Linked DNA regions of Homo sapiens: all the other regions are linked to region 2. A link is a loop called in an ENCODE intact Hi-C map of the cell type or tissue named here. Cell type or tissue: dorsolateral prefrontal cortex. All regions are shown on one strand. Each heading gives the region's core, and the rest is flanking DNA. Links, peaks and the distances in the headings are about the cores only.

The links. Hi-C counts contacts between places; a loop is a spot of excess contacts. Peaks named below come from ENCODE experiments on the same cell type or tissue, not always from the same donor. Only the 100,000 strongest peaks of a DNase experiment are listed, where the experiment ranks them.
Region 1: it touches region 2 in a loop (4-fold over the local background); 55 of 110 quality-filtered maps call a loop at or near these places.
Region 3: it touches region 2 in a loop (3-fold over the local background); 56 of 110 quality-filtered maps call a loop at or near these places.

The regions. Positions count from the first base shown.
Region 1 is chr15:51,393,207-51,400,125 of GRCh38, reverse strand. It overlaps GLDN (gliomedin), which reads right to left. Exons shown (of 10, transcript NM_181789.4): 5 at 5,145-5,291; 6 at 2,528-2,656. Among named protein-coding and RNA genes, the nearest start is that of GLDN, 55 kb to the right of the region's middle. In dorsolateral prefrontal cortex, for the core only: no CTCF peak of the experiment used is centred there; no DNase peak of the experiment used is centred there; H3K27ac peaks cover 923 bases.
Region 2 is chr15:51,226,484-51,233,402 of GRCh38, reverse strand. CYP19A1 (cytochrome P450 family 19 subfamily A member 1) reads left to right here. Exons shown (of 10, transcript NM_000103.4): 4 at 5,470-5,624. The region is part of intron 1 of MIR4713HG (MIR4713 host gene); the gene reads right to left. Among named protein-coding and RNA genes, the nearest start is that of MIR4713, 12 kb to the left of the region's middle. RefSeq lists enhancers at 4,637-4,931, 4,657-4,951. In dorsolateral prefrontal cortex, for the core only: a CTCF peak has its summit at 3,389 (motif pointing left); no DNase peak of the experiment used is centred there.
Region 3 is chr15:51,378,687-51,385,605 of GRCh38, reverse strand. GLDN (gliomedin) reads right to left here. Exons shown (of 10, transcript NM_181789.4): 3 at 2,153-2,170; 4 at 1,714-1,821. Among named protein-coding and RNA genes, the nearest start is that of GLDN, 40 kb to the right of the region's middle. In dorsolateral prefrontal cortex, for the core only: CTCF peaks have their summits at 2,616 (motif pointing right), 3,993 and 4,195 (motif pointing right); DNase peaks (open chromatin) are centred at 2,585 and 4,225; H3K4me3 peaks cover 1,659 bases; H3K27ac peaks cover 2,692 bases.

The DNA.
Region 1 (6,919 bases), core at 666-5,665, 170 kb before region 2:
GCTGCTGCTCTTCCCCACCTCATTCCAGACTCTAGTCTCATAAACATCCCTTGCAATAGATCACCAGATTCCTTGGTTGCTTGCTTTCAAGCAACTCCAAATCATAGCCTTCCAAATTCTTCGCCCTGCTTGTTGAGTTCCCAGGAAGCTTTTCAGGAGTACAGTTGCTAAGATAATACAATCCCAAAAGGACGTCAGTAAAAGCAACAAAGTGGCCTGAGCCAGCCTGTTCAAGGCCTCAGCAATTTGGGGAAATGAGAGGCTTGCTGATGCCTTCCTGGCCTGTCTGGCAGGTGGCATCACTATCATGATTGCATTGTTCTGGAAGGATTTTCATTTTCAGGGAAGCTGGTGGAAGCTGTGAAGTAGCAGCCCCAGAGAATGGGGTGGTCCACTTTATGCAGCATCTTCCTGGGAGAGACATCAGGCAGGGAAACACCGATTTAGAGGAAGAAGTAATCTAGATTCCATCCAGCCTAGAGACATGGGAGTCCCCTCATGACCATTTCCCCACTGTCTCTGTCTAAGAGCCTAGAGAAACACAGGTCCTTGACAGGGGCCTGGTTCAATTTGGCTTGGGGCTACAGCTGAGCTGTGACTCATCCTCCTCAGGTTATCAGTGTCCCCCTTAATGAATGGGCTGAATTTAGACCTTTGGTGAAGAGGTGCCTTAGGGCAGCAGAAGCAAACCTGAGGGAGAGGAGGGAGGAGGATGAATGTGGCCAGGATGAAGAGGACAGGACATGGACTGAACCTCAGGCCCACTCAAATCCTGAGGGGTTCAAATCACCTTGTGGTTGCTTGATGGAAATCTTGAGGGTAATCTGAAGGGCTCCTTTATCAGTAAAATAAGGGAGCCCGACCCTCCATGATCTCTAAGCTTCCTTCTAGCTGGATAAGCCTGTGTTTCCCTGAAGTCCTTCTGTCACCTGATGAGAGTGGTGTCGGGGATCTGTTACAACTTCCCATGGGCAACCCTGCTGCCCCCGGAGTTTCAACTGGGGTTTCCACTTAGGGAACTACAGGGTATTAAAGATGTGGAGTTGGAGCAGGAGAGAGGGCCAAGTTCAGATGCAAATGCTTGGCAACCAAAGACTCCTTTCTAGGAGGCAGAATGGAAGATAATGCCTTTCATTTAAAGCCATTTTCCCTGCTCTGCATCCAGCCCCTGCCGATCCAGCCCCCTGGTAGATTAGGCTAAGCCCAGGAGACTGCTTCTCCAGACAAGGGCCGTCACTGGCTGGCAGAGCCTGTGGCAAATTAGAATTCTGCAAAAGCTCGGGTCAGAGCCCCCTTCTCTCAGGGGAGGTCTCGCTCAGTTCATTCTTCAAGGGAAGCTGAGCAAAGGGCCGATGCTAATGGCTGGGGAGGCACTGCACGGCAGCCCAGCAGAGGAGCAGCTGTGCCGTGGTCTCACATTGCAGAATTATAATCAGGCTCCACTGAGTTGGGGAGGGGGATGGTGCCATCTTCGAAAGCACAGATTCGCCCATTTTGACAGCTGACCGTGCGCCCCCAAACGTCTTCCAGAAAGAACAGTGCACCAAACAGAACTCAAGACTGTTTAGGAAAATGACAGCAATGGCCACAGCAAGGCTGAGAAATTCCAGTGAGGATCCTCCTTATGAGTGCCATTGAGGAGATGGCCGCAAGTGGCCCTCCTCATAGTTTCAGTTAGATGACGGATCCTAGGTCACCCCTTTGGGAGAGAAGTCCTAGCATCACCCTAGAAGTATTTTCCATTAATAAAATCCTTGATTTCCAGTTAGCTTTCAACCCTGTGGCCACTGTGCCACAAATTGGCTAAAGAACAAGTCCACCAGAGGTCAAGTATTCCTTGCTCTTGGTTGGCTTGACCTTGGGTCAGGTCTCAAAGTGTGAATTTCTATCTAAATGGAAGATGCCCTGAGAGCTGGGACTTTACAGTTAGGCAGAGCTGGGTTTGAATCGTAGCTCCGCCACTTACTCCTGGAGGGACCTTGGGCAAGTTCCTTAGCTCTTTGGGGTATCAGTTTTATTAGCTGTAAGTTGGACACAATAATGATTTCAATATCATAGGATTGTTGTGAGAATTAAATAAGCACATAGCCCTGTGCCTGGCTTAATGTAGCACTGTTGTTACTATTCGTGAGGACCTAACCAATCCAAACTTCCCCTTCATCTCCTGAGCATCATTCAAGCTTCTCACTTCTCAAGAGTGCAAAAAGTTAGCAGCTTAGCTTTCCATACTGTTTCAGGGGGGAGGGATGGCGGACAGAGCAAGGAGGAGGACTGGTCTGCTGGTAAATGAAGGAAGCAGAAGGAGGGAAGGGGAGTGGGAGGCCTAATTCTAAAACTGTCCCTGGTCCTCAGCCCTGGGGCAGACTACAAAGAACTCCTGTGAGAAGTTTGCAAGAAGGGAACTTTCATTTTGGACAAAACCCTCCTCCCTCTATTAAAACAAATCTGGTCACAGAGCCTGGGGAGCAGACCAAGAGTTTGGAATAATTGACAGAAGAGGTGGGCCCCGTAGGGGAGAGGTGGTGACCTGGGCACTGGCCGTTGAACATGCTTGGCTGCCGAGGGCCTTTGGCTCTTCTGCTTCCAGGGGGCCCTGGAGGACCTGGAGGGCCTGGGGGCCCAGGTGGACCGGGTGGGCCTTGGTCACCTTTGGCACCTGGAGAGAGAGAGAGAGAAAGGGAGAGAAGGAGGCAAGAGGTAGAAGGGGGAAGGGGAGAGAGGGACAGAGAAGGGGAGAGAAGAAGAGAGAAAGGAGAGAGGGAAGGAAAGGGGAGGGAGGGAGGGAGGGAGGAACAGAGAAAGGGAGGGAGGAAGAGAAGAAGGGAGAGAGGGTGGGAAGAAGGGAAGAGAGTAGTCAGCTAAGGTCTCTTTAGCTGCCTCCTCACAGCCAGACCTTTTCATTCTCTCTACAAGTGGACAAGTGGGGCCACAGAAGCTGGAGGCAGCTCTCTGTCCACCAGGAAGGGGCAGAGATCTGCAGGCAGAGCAGATGTGGCCCAACCTCCTACGCCCTCTCCACTCTCCTCCAGGGGACACCCTCTGCTCTGACCTGGTCTTTTCAATTGGGGTTCATAAGGGATGGTGCTTTTCTGAAGGGTTTGTCATCACCCCTCACTTGGTCAGCAGCATGGAGGAACATGGTACTCTGGATGTGTAGATTTCCTACGTAACAGAAGTGTAATAAAATTTTATATTTTTCAAACACATTTATGTATATTACCCTGTCAAAACACGTCTTAAATTATACATGTTTTGCATAGCAACATCTGCTGTTAATGAAACAAAATGTACTAAACCCAGTTCAATCTTTCCTTGATACGTGGGTCGAAGCACAGTGCCTGGTAAACAATAGGCACTCAATCAAGTCTGAATGGATGGATAGACGGTTGGATGGGCAACTGATTCAGGGTCATTATTCTGAACATTTAGCATCATCCTAGCTTCCTGAGGACAGATAAGTCTTCCTCATTTCCAGCTACTAGCAAAGTCTCTGATTCAGAAATGGTGTTCTCTGGTATTTGCTAAATCTTTACTGACTATATAGTTATGTTCACATGTTATATTTTTATCATATAGGTGATCTCCAAAGTACTGTGCTTTAAAAATTCTTCTGCCTCCTGCTCCTCCATGAGAGTCAGCTGTCACCTGCTCTTTCCTCTGTGCTATTGTCTTTGTGGCTTTCTGCCCCTTACCCTCTTCTCCCACAAATACCAACTGTCTGCTTTTCCCCTGAGCTGGAAAAGCAGCCACTGTATTTGTAGGGGAAATGCCCCTGATGGCAATAACTGAAGTGTATCCTTAGAATGATCCTGGATGGCAGATGCATCTGAATGTCTGCTCAGAGCTAGGGAATCTGGGAGTTGCCAACCCAGAGCTTTGTTCTTTGTTTTGAGGAACATCTGCGCCCCTGGCCCATCCCACGGAACAGGGGCCGTGCAGGCAATTAGGGCCCTGAGTTTTGGGTTAAGTTAAGGTTGCCAGGTGGAGGTGGTTAAGGGGAGGGGGCTGATGTGGTGTGGATATCCCACCCAAATCTCATGTTGAATTGTAATCCCCAGTGTTGGAGGTGGGGTCTGTGGGAGGTGTTTGGATCATGGAGGCAGAGCCCTCATGAATGGCTTGGGTCATCTCCTTGGTAATAAGTGAGTTATTGCGAGATTCGGTCATTTAAAAGTGTGTGGCACTTCACACCCCACTCTTGCTCTCTCTCTCTCACTCCTACTCTCGCCATGTGATGTACCTGCTCCCCCTTCACCTTCTGCCATGATTACAAGTTTCCTGAGGCCTCTCCAGAAGCTGAGCAGATGCCAGCATCATGCCTCTTGTACAGCCTACAGAACTATAAGCCAATTAAACCTTTTTTTAAATATATAAATTACCCAGTCTCAGGTAATTTATAGTAATGTGAGAACAGACTAGTACAGGTGTTAAGCGAAAATGCCAGGTAAATTGCATGCTGTTTGCAAGTGGCTGCTCAGTCCACCGCCCCTGGGCTGCACGTAAGAGAGTTAGCTCATCTAGCCCAAGGCCCCTGGGCTGTTTTTGTCCTAAAGTGGTTCTCCTGTCCAGCCTGCCACCACTGGACTCTCTCCTCTCTATGAAGCCCCCAGTAAAGCCCCATGTCACATTTGCTGGCCCTGGGTCTCTTCTTTGGCTCTTGAATCTGTTGCCATCCCTACTGAGGTCGACCAGGGCTTGGCACAACAATATTTTGCCCCAATTCTAAGAAAAAAGGCCATTAGGATCAGGGTCTGAGGATGGCTCAACCTCATCAGTGAAGCAAACGCTTGTGCTTCCTGTCAGTTGTCCTCTGAGGTGTCGTAAGTTGCCTGCTTACTTGTCTTATTCTGGATTGTGCTGGATTTCAATATATCTTGGAAAAGAAATATTGAAATTGGGTCATGGCTTTTAGACCCAATTACCTGAACCACTTATACTTAGATCCCAGATCTGGTCTTGCCACATGGAGTAACATGCTCATGTTTCTCCTCTTTGAAAGCATAGAACTCCAAAACATGCTGCAAAACAGATGGCCACATAAGGCCATAAAGGAGAGAAGACACAGGAGCAGCCCTGGTGTTGGAAGCCAGGCAGTTCTCTGGGCGCACAAGCCCTCAAAGAGAGCCACAGCGTACCCCTCTTACCTGCCAGGAGCACGTCGTTGGACACATCTCCTTTGTCACCCTTTTCTCCCTTCTGCCCTGGTGGGCCCTCATTTCCCTGCAGGCCCAGTTCACCATGGTCTCCCTTTTCTCCCCTTTCCCCTGGATTTCCTGCAGCTCCAGGTATCCCTGACCAAAAAAACAAAAGACATATTAGCCTATGGTGCAAAAAGTTCTGGCACACCACTTTATATTACTGTGCTTTGTGCTTTCCAGGGAAGCAGTTTTATATACCAAACACACAGCATTTCATAACCATTTTAGAGCAGCAGTGTGACCATACGTTCATTAAAGAACAGCATTTCCAGGTGGCTCTGCTGGATTATTTATTTATTTATTTATTTATTTATTGAGATGGACTCTGGCTCTGTCACCCAGGCTGGTGTGCAGTAGCGCGATCTCGGCTCACTGCAACCTCTGCCTCCCTGGTTCAAGCAATTCTCCTGCCTCAGCCTCCGGAGTAGCTGGGATTATAGGCGTGAGCCACCACACCCATCTAATTTTTGTATTTTAAATAGAGACAGGGTTTTGCCATGTTGACCAGACTGGTCTTGAACTCCTGACCTCAGGTGATCCGCCTGCCTCGGCCTCCCAAAGTGCTGGAATTACAGGTGTGAGCCACTGCTCCCGGCCTGCTGGATTATTTTTAGAGAAATTTGGCTGAGCCAACAGGTTGGAGAGAGGAGTGAACCACAAGAGGGGGCGATGGCAGCAACAGTGGAAAGAAGGTAAGGAAGGCCTAATGAGAAGTCTGCAACCATGATGCTCAGAGGTGTGTGTCTGCTGCCATAATAGTGAGTGTTAAATACATTATTTAGTTTATTCCTCACAACATATTGGAGTGGTAGGCTAGGCAGTCATCCTTACTCTCATTTTATAGATATTGAAACTAAGGCCTACAGTGGTTATAACAGATGCTGCCAAGTCAGAGAGCAAAGCACCTCTGATTCCATCTCCAATGCCCTTTTCTGTGACATTCCAATGCAAAATACTTTCAATCACAATAGCAAAACAGGTAAAGTTGCTTTAAGACAACCATTAATAGGGATGGTGAACAAAAGGTAGTGGGTGAAATTTCTGCCTCTGTTCACAGGGAGCTGTGACTACAGAAATTGCTGTCCTCCGCACATTGCTAGAAACCAGTCAAGGTCTAAGTAACAGCTTGTGTCAGCCTTGGACCCTGAGCAGTGAAAGCACCCTTGGATTGTCCCAGTTCACTGCTGGGAGGTAGTTCCCAGTGGCACAGGGAGAAGGATCTCAAATAGCCTGTCAATCTCACTAAGTTGAGGGGCCAAAAATCAGAGTTTGGGGAGAAGGAGACGGCTAGAATTTGCAAGATAGAAGAGCAGAGAGGAGACAGCTGCGTGAAACAGCCCTGCAGATCTGCAGAGGGCTCCCTTGAACCTGTGACTGAAGGATGACTTCTACACATGAGGGAATTCCAGAGGGCTGGGAAAGGAATTCACAGACTGTTCACTATAAAATTATCAGGGCTCACACAGGAAAAAGTCCTCATTCCCACGGCCACCATGGGGAAATCTCATCAAATACTGAATACTGGGTAGAGTCCTTGAAAAAGTCTAGTTTTAGTAGTGGGGCTAAATTAGCCCCAGGTTAAAGGCTGCGGTGGACCCATCATTACAAAGTTTCAACACAAGTTTCTAAAGGATGAAACCTAACTGCCAGTGATTTAACTGCCTGACTCTGTGCCTGCTGAGAGTCCAAAATTTGAATCATTCAGTTCATGTAACTCAGCA
Region 2 (6,919 bases), core at 594-5,593:
AGCAATATGTCGTCACTAGGTCAACAATAAACAAGTAAAATATATAGTGTATCAGTAGAGTGACCAATTGTTTCAGTTTGCCTGGGACCAGGGCCTTTCCCAGGATGTGGGACTTTCAGTGCTGAAACTGGCATAGTCCCGGGCAAACCAGGATAGTTGGTCACACTTATCAGGCAGATAGGTGTTACATAGAAAAAGAATAGGGAAGGAGGATGGGGGAGGACCAGTTGTAGAGACGCAGGTGTGATTGTAAACAGGTGGTTCAGGCAGCCCTCACTGAGAAGACAGCATTTAAATAAAGACCTAAAGGAAATGAGCAAGTAGCCCATGCAGAGACCTGGCGGGAAAGCATTCTAGACAGAAGGAACAGCAAGTGCCAATATTCTAAGGCAAGAACCTGAGTGGAAGAATACAGGAGATGAGAGAAGCAATAGGGTACCAAATCACGTCAGGCCTTGCAGGCCATTGTAACAATTCCGGCTTTTACCCCCTGCAAGAAAGGAAGCCACTGAAGAATTTGAGAGAGGACTGACACATATGACTCATTTATGTTTCAGCAGAATCATTCTGGCTGCTCTGTTGAGAATAGGTGCAAGAGGACAAGGGATGGGGACAGACAGACCAGTTAGGCAAGAGGTGATGGTGGCTGGTCCAGGTGGTAGCAGTAGAGATGATAAGAGATGAGGGAAAATTCTGGACATATTTTGAAGGCAAAGCCAACAGACTTGCTGACAGATTGGATGTAGGGTGTGAGAGAAAAAAAAAGAGTCAAAGTGCTGTCCAGTTTTGCATTGAATGGGGACATCGTGTCCTGAGATAGGTGGAGCAAGTTTGGGAAGGGGAGAGATTAGGGTTCCATTCCAGACATGTTAGATTTGACATGCCCAGTTGACATCTGAGTGGGATGATTGAGTAGAGAGAACTGAACCTTGAGACCCTCTAGTGTAAATAGGTCAGAAACTAGCAACAGAGACTGAGAAGAGCAGCTAGACCGAGAAGAGAAAACCAGGAAAGTGTAATGTCTGAAAACCAGGTGAAAAATCCATATCAGGGAGTAGAAAATTGTGAACCATGTCAAATACCACTGATGGGGCAAGGGAATGCATGGAGATTTCAGTACTGCATTTAGCAACAGGGAGGTCACAGGTGACCTTGACAAGAGCAGTTTCAATGGACTAGTGGGGGCAAAAGTCTGACCAGAGAAGAGAATCGGGGGAGAAGAATCAGAGGCAGCAAGTGTAGACAAGTCTTCCAAGGAGTTTGCCATAAAGAAGGCAGGAAATGGGCCAGTAGATGAGTGAGATGTGTGGGCAAAGGAATTTTGATTTTTAAAATAGGAGAAATTACAGCATGTGAGTTGTAGGGGGACTGGTCAGTTATGGAGGAAAATCAAATGATTGTTGATGGAAGAGAAAGAGTGTGCTAGGTGAGATGTGAAGAGGTCCCTGGGGACAAGTGGATGGGTTGGCCTTGAATAGGGACATGGAATTTCCATAGTAATAGGAGGGAAGGTGGAATATATGGGCACAGGTCCGGGTCGTTGGGGATTGTGGAGATTCTCTTGTAGTTGCTTCCACTTTCTTGGGAAAATTGGAAATAAAGTCTTCAGCTGGGGCTGAGTAGGGAGAATATAATAGTCATCTAGAAGAGTGAGAGAGTGAATGGGCTGGGGACATGCAGTAGCATTGCCAGCGACACTAAGGGCCCACTTGAATTTAACCGAGACCTGACAGCAGGCACGTGTGCGCTAACGTACACACATGCGCACACATGTGTGCGCATGTGTGGTTTTTCTTTTTTTCCCAGCCCACTTCAACTGCCAGGTGCAAGCACAGAATAAGCTAAGAGTTGGATTTAGCTAGAGTGTGGTCTTATCAGACAACCATGACAAAGTAAGAAGAGGGTCAAGGGAGTTGAGGATTCAGGGAAGGGTATTTTAATTTTAATGATTGACAGTAATTTTTTCCCAACTTTCTGTTAAGAAAATTGTCAAATGAGTAGGAAAATTGAAAGAGCCGTCCCCCTGCCACACTTTTCCCCCTGTGACATTGACATTTTGAAGAGACCAGGTCAGCTATAACATATCCCACATTCTGAATTTCTCTCACTGTTTCATCAGGGTGTCATTTACTATATTCATCTATTCTCTGTATTTCTTATAAACTGAAAATTGGGTCTAAAGGCTCAATTAGATTAAGGTTGCACATTTTTGCAATAACACTTCAGTAGTACTAGGAACTTCATATCACATCACATCAGAAGATGAGTAACAGGTTGTCCCACTAGCACTGATGTTAAATTTGATCACTGGTTAGGTGGTTACAGTGAGATTCCTCTGTTATAAAGATTGTTTATCTCTTGTAGTCACCTAGAATTTAAGCTGGGTAAGTGAGGATATTAGAGAAGTGAAGGACAGTGAAAAGGTGATAGGATTGATGGAACAGATCTACATGAGGCAAGTGTTTTTAAATGTTTGTTACCAGCCGGGTGCAGTGGCTCACACCTGTAATGCCAGCACTTTGGGAGGTGAAAGTGGGTGTATTACTTGAAGTCAAGAGTTTGAGACCAGCCTGGCCAACATGGTGAAACCCTGTCTCTACTAAAAATGCACAAAAAATTAGCCGGGTGTGGTGGCGGGTGCCTGTAATCCCAGCTACTCAGGGGGCTGTGGCACGAGAATTGCTTGAACCTGGGAGGTGGAGTTTGCAATTAGCTGAGATTGCGCCACTGCACTCCAGCCTGGGCGATAGAGTGAGACTCTGTCTCAAAAAAAAAAAAAAAAAAAGAAGGCACCAATTAGTCCATTAATTGCCTCCTCATCACTGTTGAATCTGCCCACAAGTGTGTGAATTGTTTAATCCCAGAACTCAGGTGGCTTTCTTCTCATCACCTAAGAGCTTACTCCCTGACTACTTTTCATTTTGAACAGACAATAGGTTTGCCATCTTTGGAGATGTCTTTTATCTTCAATCATGCTTAATGAGGGATAATAACCCTAGTGATCAGACACCCAACGCTGTGCACTGTCCCTGCTGAGGCTGGGGACTCAGCTGGACTCTCCTCAGTGCTAAGAAATCCTCACTCTCCCAAATAATCAGTATAACACTTGCCTCTGGCAGTATTGCAGGCTGGCCCACAAGCCAGAGCCAGGCCTGTCTTGACTGCCAGGAGGAGCTCTGGGCTGGGGTCCTTAGTTCATCACTGACCTTCTCTTCACTTTTCTGATTTACTCTGGTTAGATAAATCCAGCCTACTTTTAGTAAGTGACCTTGTTTTAAATTGCTCATCTGTGGCCAGTCACACATCCCTTGCTTTATCACATCGGCCTGATTAGCTTTGTCCCTAACAAGCCTGAGCTTTGGATTCAAAATAGCTGAGAAGTTGGTGCCCCCTAAAGGACACAAGAATTTTAAAGGTTGGCTCTTTATTACTAATAACTAGCAAATATTTCGTTGGGTTTGTTTTATGTTTGGAGTTTCTTACTCTCTTTTTAAAACTGATTAGCAAGTTCTTAAATGAAATGGACAGGCCAATATGATTAATGCAGTATGCAAAAGCCCCAGGGTCAGAGCAGAAAAATAGTGTTTGTCCTTTAAGTGCTTAAAATTTTTAAATATTAGTTTGTGAATAAAGAATATATAAATTACTTAATTTCTGCTTTAATTATAGAATGATGGAGGGGAAGGTAAGTAAAGCTAGAGTTTTCAAATATTTTAATTAGTAAGAATTTCATTCCTTCCTATAGCATAATTTTTCTATATATGACAAAATTTGAAACGTCAGACAAATTCCCCAGAATACAAATGGAAGCATCTGGATTTTTATTTATTTATTTATTTATTTTTGCTAGGGAGAGGCAAACATGTCCAAAACTTAGGATTATTTGATGAATATTATCTGGAATCAGATCAAGAGAATATTTAATAGTGTTTTTATTTGAAAATAGGTGGTTTTTCCTGAAATAAATATTAATAAGTTATTTATACAATAACTCTGCTTTTTTTTTTTTTTTTGAGATAGGATCTTGCTCTGTCACCTAGGTTGGAGTGCAATGGCTTGATCATGGCTCACTGCAGCCTCAACCTCCAGGGCTCGAGCTATCCTACTGCCTCAGCCCACCAAGTAGTTGGGACTACAGGCACACACTACCACACCTTATATATTATATATTATTATACAATAATAATCCTGTTCTAATTTCTTGACACTACCATTATTTCAGGGGCTTACTTTTAAAGCTTAAATAGGACTATGGAACACATCGCAGATGTGAGAGCTGGATTAATACTTAGCCCACAACCTAATACATTGAACCAGAGCAGCGCTTTTTTGGTCTAGAGTCCTCTGGGAATGTATTTCAACAGGCATTAACTGAACAACCTCATTAAGGCAAAAGTATCCTTTTAGGAGCCAAGTGTCAACTAGGAGATGGAGGAGCAAGTCTCTCCAACCTGAGAACCAATTGCAGATATTATAGTAACCACTTGCAATCTTTGAGGGTTATTTGTTCTGAAAACCTCCATAGTGGGAGAATTTGCAGCTGTGAAACAAAATTTCAGGAGACCAGAGGAGAGGGAGGACCAAAGTTGCAATTAATACATGAAATTTTGTATAAATATTAAGTTCACCAAGAAAGTAACAACAACATCTAAAATCAAGATAATACCAATGACATCTAATGCATCTTGAATTTGCATAATTGAGCATCATGCAAATTGCCCTGTCTCATGACTCATCACATCCTGTGTCGTGGGAGAACTCTGTGACCCTGGAGACTTTGATGAGTCATGATGGAAGGCAGAGCCCCAAAATAGCTTCCTTTACTACCACAGTGAACTTTGCATGCCAGTCCAGCCAGGCGCTGGCCAAGCTCAGGGCTAGAAGAAGTGCCCAAGGAGATATTTTTCAAGCCCTGACTGATACTCCACTGGAGGGGGCAGGCCTGATTAGAGACTGGAGTTGGGTGGTACTAGGCAAAACTGCTGGTTCCAAAATAGGAAAACAAGACTTTAGTAATTCCACAAACTTCTGATTCTGTGGCTCACTCTTGTAGTGGGTGGCACTTTGTGGAGTGAGGCTGGATGATACCTGGGAGGCTGGAGGTTCTTCTGGCTCTGGTGGTATGGAGGGTTCAGCTTCTTAGCAGCCTTGCAGCTCTGACTCCAGTAGTGGGTAGTATTTTGGTGAGGTTAGAGAAGAAAGAGAAGTAAGGAATGGTATATGGGTGTGTGTGTGTGTTTTCTATCTTTGGTGATGTTGAAACAGGGAGTCAGTAGGTAGAAATGATTCAACTGGAGAAGGATGTCCTCATGCTAACAGAAGTGCTTATTCAACCCGAATACTAGAAATCATGCACATTGCATTTGGAGCAACATGCATTTGCTAAGAGAGCTACCTCCTAGTCAAAATGTACCACCAGGAGTTCTCCTGACCCTTAAAAATTGACACCAAAGTTTCCTGTCTTTTCAGGTCCTCAAGTATGTTCCACATAATGAAGCACAATCATTACAGCTCTCGATTCGGCAGCAAACTTGGGCTGCAGTGCATCGGTATGCATGAGAAAGGCATCATATTTAACAACAATCCAGAGCTCTGGAAAACAACTCGACCCTTCTTTATGAAAGGTAAGCAGGTACTTAGTTAGCTACAATCTTTTTTGTCTATGAATGTGCCTTTTTTGAAATCATATTTTTAAAATATTTTATTTATTTATTTATTTATTTATTTATTGAGACAGGCTCTGACTCTATCACCCAGGCAGGAGTGACCTTGGCTCACGACCTTGGCTCACTGTAACCTCCGCCTCCCAGGCTCAGGCGATTCTCCCACCTCAGCCTCGCGAGTAGCTGGGACTACAGATGTGCACCACCATGCCTGGCTAATTTTTGTATTTTTTGTAGCGATGGGGTTTCGCCATATTTGAGACCAGGCTGGGCTCAAACTCACGGAGTCAAACGATTGACCTGCCTCGGCCTCCCAAAGTGCTGGGATTACAGGCATGAGCTATCATTCCTAGTCTGAAATCATATTTTGAATTCTACTGCAATAAAGGAGGAAGAGCTAACATTCATTATGCCTTTACTCTGTTGTAGCCATTGTTCTAAACACTTGAATGGCAGCCCCATGTGGTAAATGTTGTTATCTCCTACAATTCACAGAAAATGAGGTTAAGTAACTTGCCCAAGGTCCAAACATTAGTAAATGATAGCCCGGAATATAGCCCTGAAGCCTATATTTCTTAATCACCACAAATTCTTTTCTTCTTATTGATGTGCAAAGCAATTTTATAGGCAAAAGAAGAGATGTAGCTATATATTTAGAGTAATTTCAGTTAAGAATTTAGCATGTCACCCATATGTTTGATTTAAACACGGCCAAACAATGTGTTTGCTGAGTGCTTGACTGACAGCCCAGATGATTTAGCAGGAAGCAATTTGTGAATGAAATTAGATAATTTTAGAACTGAGAGGGACCATATCTGTCATCTAGCCTCTGATTTTAACAGTTGAGGAAATAAAGTTCCAACGAAGTTATGATTTTCACCCAGGCAAAATAGGGAGTAATGAATGAGCTGAGACCCAGTTGCAAGCTTCCTTATCCAGTGGTTTTCCCCCTTAACCTCATCATGCTGGAAATGAAACTGTTGGGGAATACACACGACTAACCCTTGACATTACTATCAAGCATAAAGAAAGATAATCATACCCTGGAAACCTTGTCAGTGGTGGAATCTGGGGCTAGATGATTTTAGGTCTGGCCCTGTCTATTCACAGCCTTCCCTCCAGCAGCCCGTGCTGTGAACCTAGGTAGCCGCCTTCCATGTGCCTGCTGAGATGGGGGGAGCTATGCCAGTACCTCTGCCCACTGGGTGTTGAGCCCAGCCTTCAGAGCTGCCCTCCCTCACCAGGACTCAGCACAA
Region 3 (6,919 bases), core at 1,321-6,320, 150 kb before region 2:
TCTATGATATTTTTTCTCCTCAGCATTTATCACCATGGAACAGACCATATATTCTATTTATTTATCTTATTTATTATCCGTCTCTCCCAGCTAGGATGTAAGCCTCGTGAAGGTGGAGGAGGGGGGCTTATTTCTGAATCTCCAGCATCTAGAATGGTACCTGCCACACAAATATGTGCTCCATAAACAAATGCACTTTTTCTTTTCTGCACTCCCTGGGTTGCAGGCTGCATGCGAAGCACATCCTCAAGGCCAGGGATCTGTCTCAAGCCTTTTTGAAAACCACCCCTTTCCTACGTGCCCCACACCCAGCTCTAGCAGGGTGCCCTCCTGCCCCTGAGCCTGCCCTCATCATGCCCATTGCCGAGGCCTCAGGACTGAATCACATTTTTGGAGTCTTCCCAGGATAAGCCAATAGGCATCATTATTCTACAGCGATGCTCATGTATAATTATAATTATTATCCTATATGAACGATCCATTGCTGCTGTGTAATTCCAATGGTAATTACTGGCCTTCTGAGGATTGAGCTGGCTTGGACGGTGTGTGCCCGTTTTCTCTGAAGCTGCCCTCTGGAACACAAGCAGGTAGGCACTGCCAAGTGTCAGAGGTGCTCGACAATTTTTCCCTCTCCACTGGCCCTTACTTCAATTGCTAATGAGAATAAGAGTGGAGGTGACCAAAGGAGTAATTGCTGTCTGGAAGAATTTTCTACCATTTCTTCTCGTCCAGGGCCAGTCCAAGTGAGTTTGGGTAGCAGAGCCAAGAGGTTGAAAATAAGATGGTGCAGTGGAGTCTCCGGCTGAAAACAACCTCCCTCTGCCCTCAGCAGTGGCTTTGACGGGTGGCTGAGAGCCAGGCCTTCGTAGGAGCCTCCTGAGTAGTTTCTTACCCTCTGTCTTTGAGCTCCCACCACAGCATGTGCCAGCTTTCTTCAGGTGGATCTGCCCTGACCCCGGCTCCCCAGGACTGGTGCTCAGAGCCCTTCAGAATCTTCCCCTTTGTGCCCCAGCCTCCTGCCAGGCCCTGCACCAGCCCCTGATTCTTACTGCTCCCTGGGCACATCTCGTGCCTTGGTGCTTCTGGGCCTTTTCTCCAGTGGTGATGGCCTGCTCATAACAGGGCAAAGGAAGCTCCTCCGAGATGCCAGCCATATCTTCATAGTTATCCTGTAGCCCCTGAAGAGGAGACCCTTTGACCTGAGTGCCGGCCACAGGGAGGCCAGGATGCTGCCTTTCCACTCAAGCAGTTTGAGCTATTCCTCTAGCCAAGAAATGCCTTACCAGGGGCCAACATCAGTTCATTGATTTTCAACCAAACACAGATTCGCTGGGCAGGAGGAGGCAATAGAGGGCAAGGCAGGAGCTGAGCCTCGAAAGAGCATGCACCAGCACCAGCTGTCACACGGCCCACAGAATGCCCCTCCCAGGGCTGTGGGCTCCTGCTCCTTCCACCTCCCATCTGCAGCAGAAGGGTGCGAGTCAGTTCCCAGGAGACGGCTTCTCCAGTTTGAAATAAACATCTGTCAAGGTGGGACCAAGAAGTATACCCTTGGTATCCCGGAACGCAATGGCTTCTAGGTAAGAGTTAAACCGGCCTTAAACTGTGCAGAGATGAAACACCTTACCCCTGCTGCACACAGTTTTAGTCGACCCAAATGCAATCATGGAGATAAATAACAGGGAAATTAATTAGAAGAGTTGCCAAAAATACCCATTTTTCCTCTTTTTCCATTTGCTCCTTTTTCTCCTTTTGGGCCCTGAGGACCAGGCTGTCCATCCAATCCGTTGTGTCCTGGCAACCCGCCGGCTCCCGGAGGTCCTGCATCAAAACACAGAAACAGGGACATTAACCAAAAAAAAAAAAAAAATTATTCACTGAAGTTACTGTCATTTCCTTTACCAGTGAAACTGAGCAGGCATCAATTCCTTTTCCACATCCTTTCCCACTTCTTTCCTTCCTTCTCTGGCTGAAGCAGTGCCAAGTGGGGGGATGGTGATGGCAGAGCCTCAGGTGAGGGGCACAAAGAAGGAGACACACAGCCAGGACTGCCTCCAGGCTCTTGCCCTCCCCGCATCTGTCCCAACAGGGAGATCCTAGGGTCTGGCCACCCACAGCCTCCCCTTGAACTAGAAAATCCATGGGCTCTTACCTGGTGGTCCAGAAGGTCCTACAACGGAAAAAAAATTTAGTTGAGAAACCAGCACCGAACCCAGAAAACAAAGAGCACCCCCGACCTTCAAATCTCCTAATTATCTACTGACCCTAAGCAATGGATTTGACACCTTGTATTTAGAACTCGTTATATTTGGCCAAAAGACCCTTTAAAGCAATTCAACAAAGACCCATTTGCCAATCAAACCACTTTTGCTTGTTTCAATGAACCAAGATTAATTTCTGAGCTGTCCTCACTCTAGATTGATAAATTAGTCATCTCTCAAGCAGTCAACCTAATAAACGGAGGGCCAGTAACAATGCTGGTGGCCATGAGTGCAGCCCTAGCATGGGGGTTAGCAAATGATGGTGCTGTCATTGTGGGGCTGAGATTTGGCCGTCCCAGGAGTTCTCCAAGTGCTGTAATCTAGCTAGCTTGTCTCATCTGAGCCACTGGGGGGAGTCGGGAGTGAAAGCTGGCTGGCTAGATTTCTCTTTTGTTACATGAAATAGCCTGAGAAAAATTGAGAGCCCAGATCAGGTAACAAATACCTTCCTTAGCATGTAATTACTCAAGGATCTAAGGGGTTCACATGAATTTTGCTCCCACAAATAGGGGTGTCTTATTGTCGACTATTCTATTTGAGTACTCAGACAAGCTAATGAGGTTGTAACATGAGCACTTGAGTTCCTTTTGTTTCTTTTCTTTTCTTTTTTTTTTTTTTGGAGACAGAGTCTTGCTCTGTCACCCAGGCTGGAGTGCAGTGGCACCATCTCGGCTCACTGCAAGCTCCGCCTCCTGGGTTCATGCCATTCTCCTGCCTCAGCCTCCCGAGTAGCTGGGACTACAGGCACCCGCCACCACGCCCGGCTAATTTTTTTTTTTTTATGTATTTTTAGTAGAGACAGGGTTTCACTGTGTTAGCCAAGATAGCCTCGATCTCCTGAACTCGTGATCTGCCCGCCTCTTTAGACCACATATAATGATTACCAATATTGGAATGGTGAGGTCTTTCCATAAATCTAAGCCTGTGACCATTCACAAAACAAGCATTGCTAAGCAGTTATTATGTGCATCAAACTCCACCAAGAAATCTTGGTGCCTGTATCCTGTTGTGTTCACAGTCTACGTGGGAAAGATGGACTCTTTGAAACCATAATGCAGTATGAGAGAGCTACAGTGAAGTCTCCACTCCCATACCCCTGACAAGGGGTACTGGGGAAGTGTGGGCATGCAGTGGTCTGAGAAGGCATCTCAAGAAGATGATCCTGGAGCCACGACATTGAAGAAACGGGGCTTAAGATGGCAGCAGATGAGGTCTGGCATTCCATGAAGGGGCCACCAGGAGTAAAGGTACAGAGGTGGGGACTTATAAGATTCAGGGTGGGAGGAAGTTAGAGGACTGGCCAAGTGTGTAGAGATGAGGCTGAAGAAGGACCTGGGTATGGTGGGTGGCAGAAGCACTTGAATGTCAAACCAGGAGGTGTAGATGGTATCTGTGAGGCAGGAGGGAGCCATGGGAGGTTCTTAGGCAGGGGGATGATGCTGTGAAAGCAGTGTGGGTTTGATAGCCTCTTTGTCGTTGGTAGATGGATAGAACTAGGTGCAACAAGACGAGAGAGACAGTGACACAGAGACAGGAAGAGAGACATGGAGGATGGGCATTGCAGAAAAAAAAAAAACCCTAGGGGATCTTTGTAGCTGTCAACTCAGTGACAAGCTTGTGGATAAATGAGCTGACTGTAGAATTGTAGAGAAAGCTAGACATTCAAGAGGTATTTCAGCAGAATGAGCAAGAATCCACATCTGATTGGGTAGGAGGCAAAGGAGGAGGACATTCAGATAACAGGGGGCCTGCAATACAGATGGATAGAGGCTATTTTGACAGGCGTGGGGACTTTTGGGAGAAATAGGTGTTTGAGGATATGCTTTCAATACATAACAGTCCTACTCTGGGCAAAAATGGCTGGCTAAAATGGTACCACATTCTCTAGGGTCAGTACAGCCTGTGTCTCCATGACTTTACCACCAGATGGCGAACACGTACTGGGAAGGGGGTGAGGTGGCCAGTTAACAGAGGTCAGAGGAAATCAATTAATCATCGTTCGCGACGACAGAGGGAGCCAAATTCGGATATAGAGACTGGTGGAAAGAATAATTTGACTGTAAGACACAAGACTTGCCTGTACACAGTAGGTTTCAAAAGTTCTCACGACAGTCTGATAACCACGTCCATGCATCAGTACTGTTGGTGAGAGCTCCCGGCTGAAGCTGTATATTCAGGACACGTTAGCCGTGGCCAAGGCTCTCACTGTGGTGATTAGATTAGGGTGTCCTGCAAGAGTTCCACTGATGCCCTATGGATAGAGTTCCTCTCATATGAATCCACAGAATCGCCTGCAATGCCTAGTAAATGCAGATACCCAGGCCCCATCTGGGGTTCCTAATTCAGTTTGGATTTAGAGTGAGGCCCAATAATCTGCATTTTTATCCGAGCATCATAGATGACTGGAATGGAGGTGGTCATGGGCCCTCTGATGTGGTGTGAAAATTTTCTGGGAAAAGAATCAGTCACCATCAGCAGATCCTTAGAGGGGTTCTTGATCCTAAAAAGGTCCAGAGCTGCTAGTCTTAAGGCAAGAGTAAAAAGTCTAGGCTAGAATTGGGGATGGAAGAGCGGGAGGGCCACACCCCACCTGGGGAGAGGCAAGTGAGAGAAGAGGCACCAGGAAAGAGAGAGTTGTCAGAAGACACTTGGAGGAGGAAATCCAGCAGGTCTAATTCCCCGCAGCTAGATGAGGAGAGAATTTCAGAAGAGAAAGGAAGACAGCCCCAGAGAGCTCAGCAGTCCGGGCAGACATAAAATGTGCTGAGGCATAGGGAGTTATGGTGATGGCGGGATGTCCTCCGTCCTCTCAGAATGCCAGCCTGGCTCTCCAGGGGCCTGACATCTGGAAGAGCTCCCACATGTGTCAAATAATGTCAAATGCCATGATGTGTGCCAACTGGGTGTTTAGAAAACTGTTTCTCAGCTCCTGACCCTTCTCCCTTTCTTGAATAGCACATCCTCAAGGAATATGTGCAGACATCCATGATCATGCTAATAGTGCATGCAGGGCTGGTGTCCTGGGCCTACCACCCATGCAGGTGCATAGGGTTTCACCTCACAAGGGGGCTTCAGGTGTGGGCTTAATGCTCTGCAGTCGCCGTCTAGAAATTCCCAGTGATCTTGTCTTTGAATTTGTGTAAGTGAAGTCCAATGGGTCAATAAAGTATGCACAGGGGGCTTGGTGGGGTCCCAACTCCCACCACCTTCCTAGGAACTGCCACCTGCTCCCTTGCCCCATGATGTGTCCTCTGTACTCCTTGCCCCATCAGTAACTTCTGCCACCTTCCACTCTGGTAGGGGCTGGGGCACAAGTGCAGGAAAGGTGGGGCTGAGTGGTGCCCTGCGTGCCTGAGTCACAGGGAAGGATCCCTGGTGCCTGTGAGGGTCTGTACTTGCCCCATAAGTATTCTATGCTTCATGGAGTATGACATTAGGTAGCAGATAAAAACTCACACCAAAACAGGTCAAGACTGTGGAAGAAAGAAGAAAGCCTTTTTCCTGCTTCTTTTGGACAAGAAACCCTGCATTTTCATTTTGCACTGGGCCCTGCAAATTATGTAGCTCATGCTAACTGTACCCATCCCACACTCCTAACCAGAATCGATTAAAATTGGGTGGATGCTTGATAAGAGCTGAGCCACTTAGATATTTTTTCCCTTGAAATCTAAAATTGGCTCACAATGCCCCAGTTATGTAAACTTGAGGTCTGTGATGGCCATGAACACCAAAAACAAATCAGTCTGCAGAGAGAAGTGCCAGTTCCAGTCAATTAGTGCTGGCTTTCTGGAACAGCAGAAAAGAATGCTATGAGGCTGTGCTCAGCAGCATTGATCCGTGATTGATATTTGCCTAGGCATAGAATAAGAGACTAGAGACACGTATCATAACTGGATTAGGGTCACTTGGCTGCAAGGAGAATGTGTAGTGCTTCTGCCCCAATACGCAGTTCAGTAACATGATGATTTAGATATTTTCTAACAGATACACACGAAGAGGATGCAGTGAGTGAAGAATAACCCAATAACATGGCTTCTTCAAGATGCCTGCTCTCCCAGAAGATATGCTTCTGGGTCCCCAAGGAAATCTGGGCTCCAGAGTAAGATGCATTCAGAAAAGCATGTGTTGTTTGACAAACTCTGTACTAGCAGAATAACTAATTACTCTAGCTAGGGGATTACCCTCACGATCCAACTGAGATGTTAAAGGTTGCACAGAATCACATAGCATCTGTCCTGACTGCCGTAGCAGCAACAGCTGGGCAAGGAAGAGGAATGGGAGCCAGGTTACCTGGTCACAGCTGGACTAGCCTCAAGTTATGAGTGCCTGCTTTTTCAAAGATGAATCCAGTGGGAAGCTAAACCTTGTTCCCAGTCCCCAAGCCCAGGTTCTGCTCTGGCACATCTTCCTGCCAGGCATCCTCTTAGGGCTCGAGACCAATGCTCTGTGTCCACCCTCTGAAGCTACCCAGTTCATTCCTGGGTCCTGTCACTCACCTTGCTGCCCACTACCCTGCCCCCAATCCAGGCCTCGTGGTCTATCCCAAAGGATCCTCTCACTTTGCAACTTGTACTTTTCACATCTAATTTTAATTGAAGAACTTTCTGTGCAAAAGGAGGCCCAATTTCAAGCTGGCATGAAAGGAGAAGGTGCTGTCT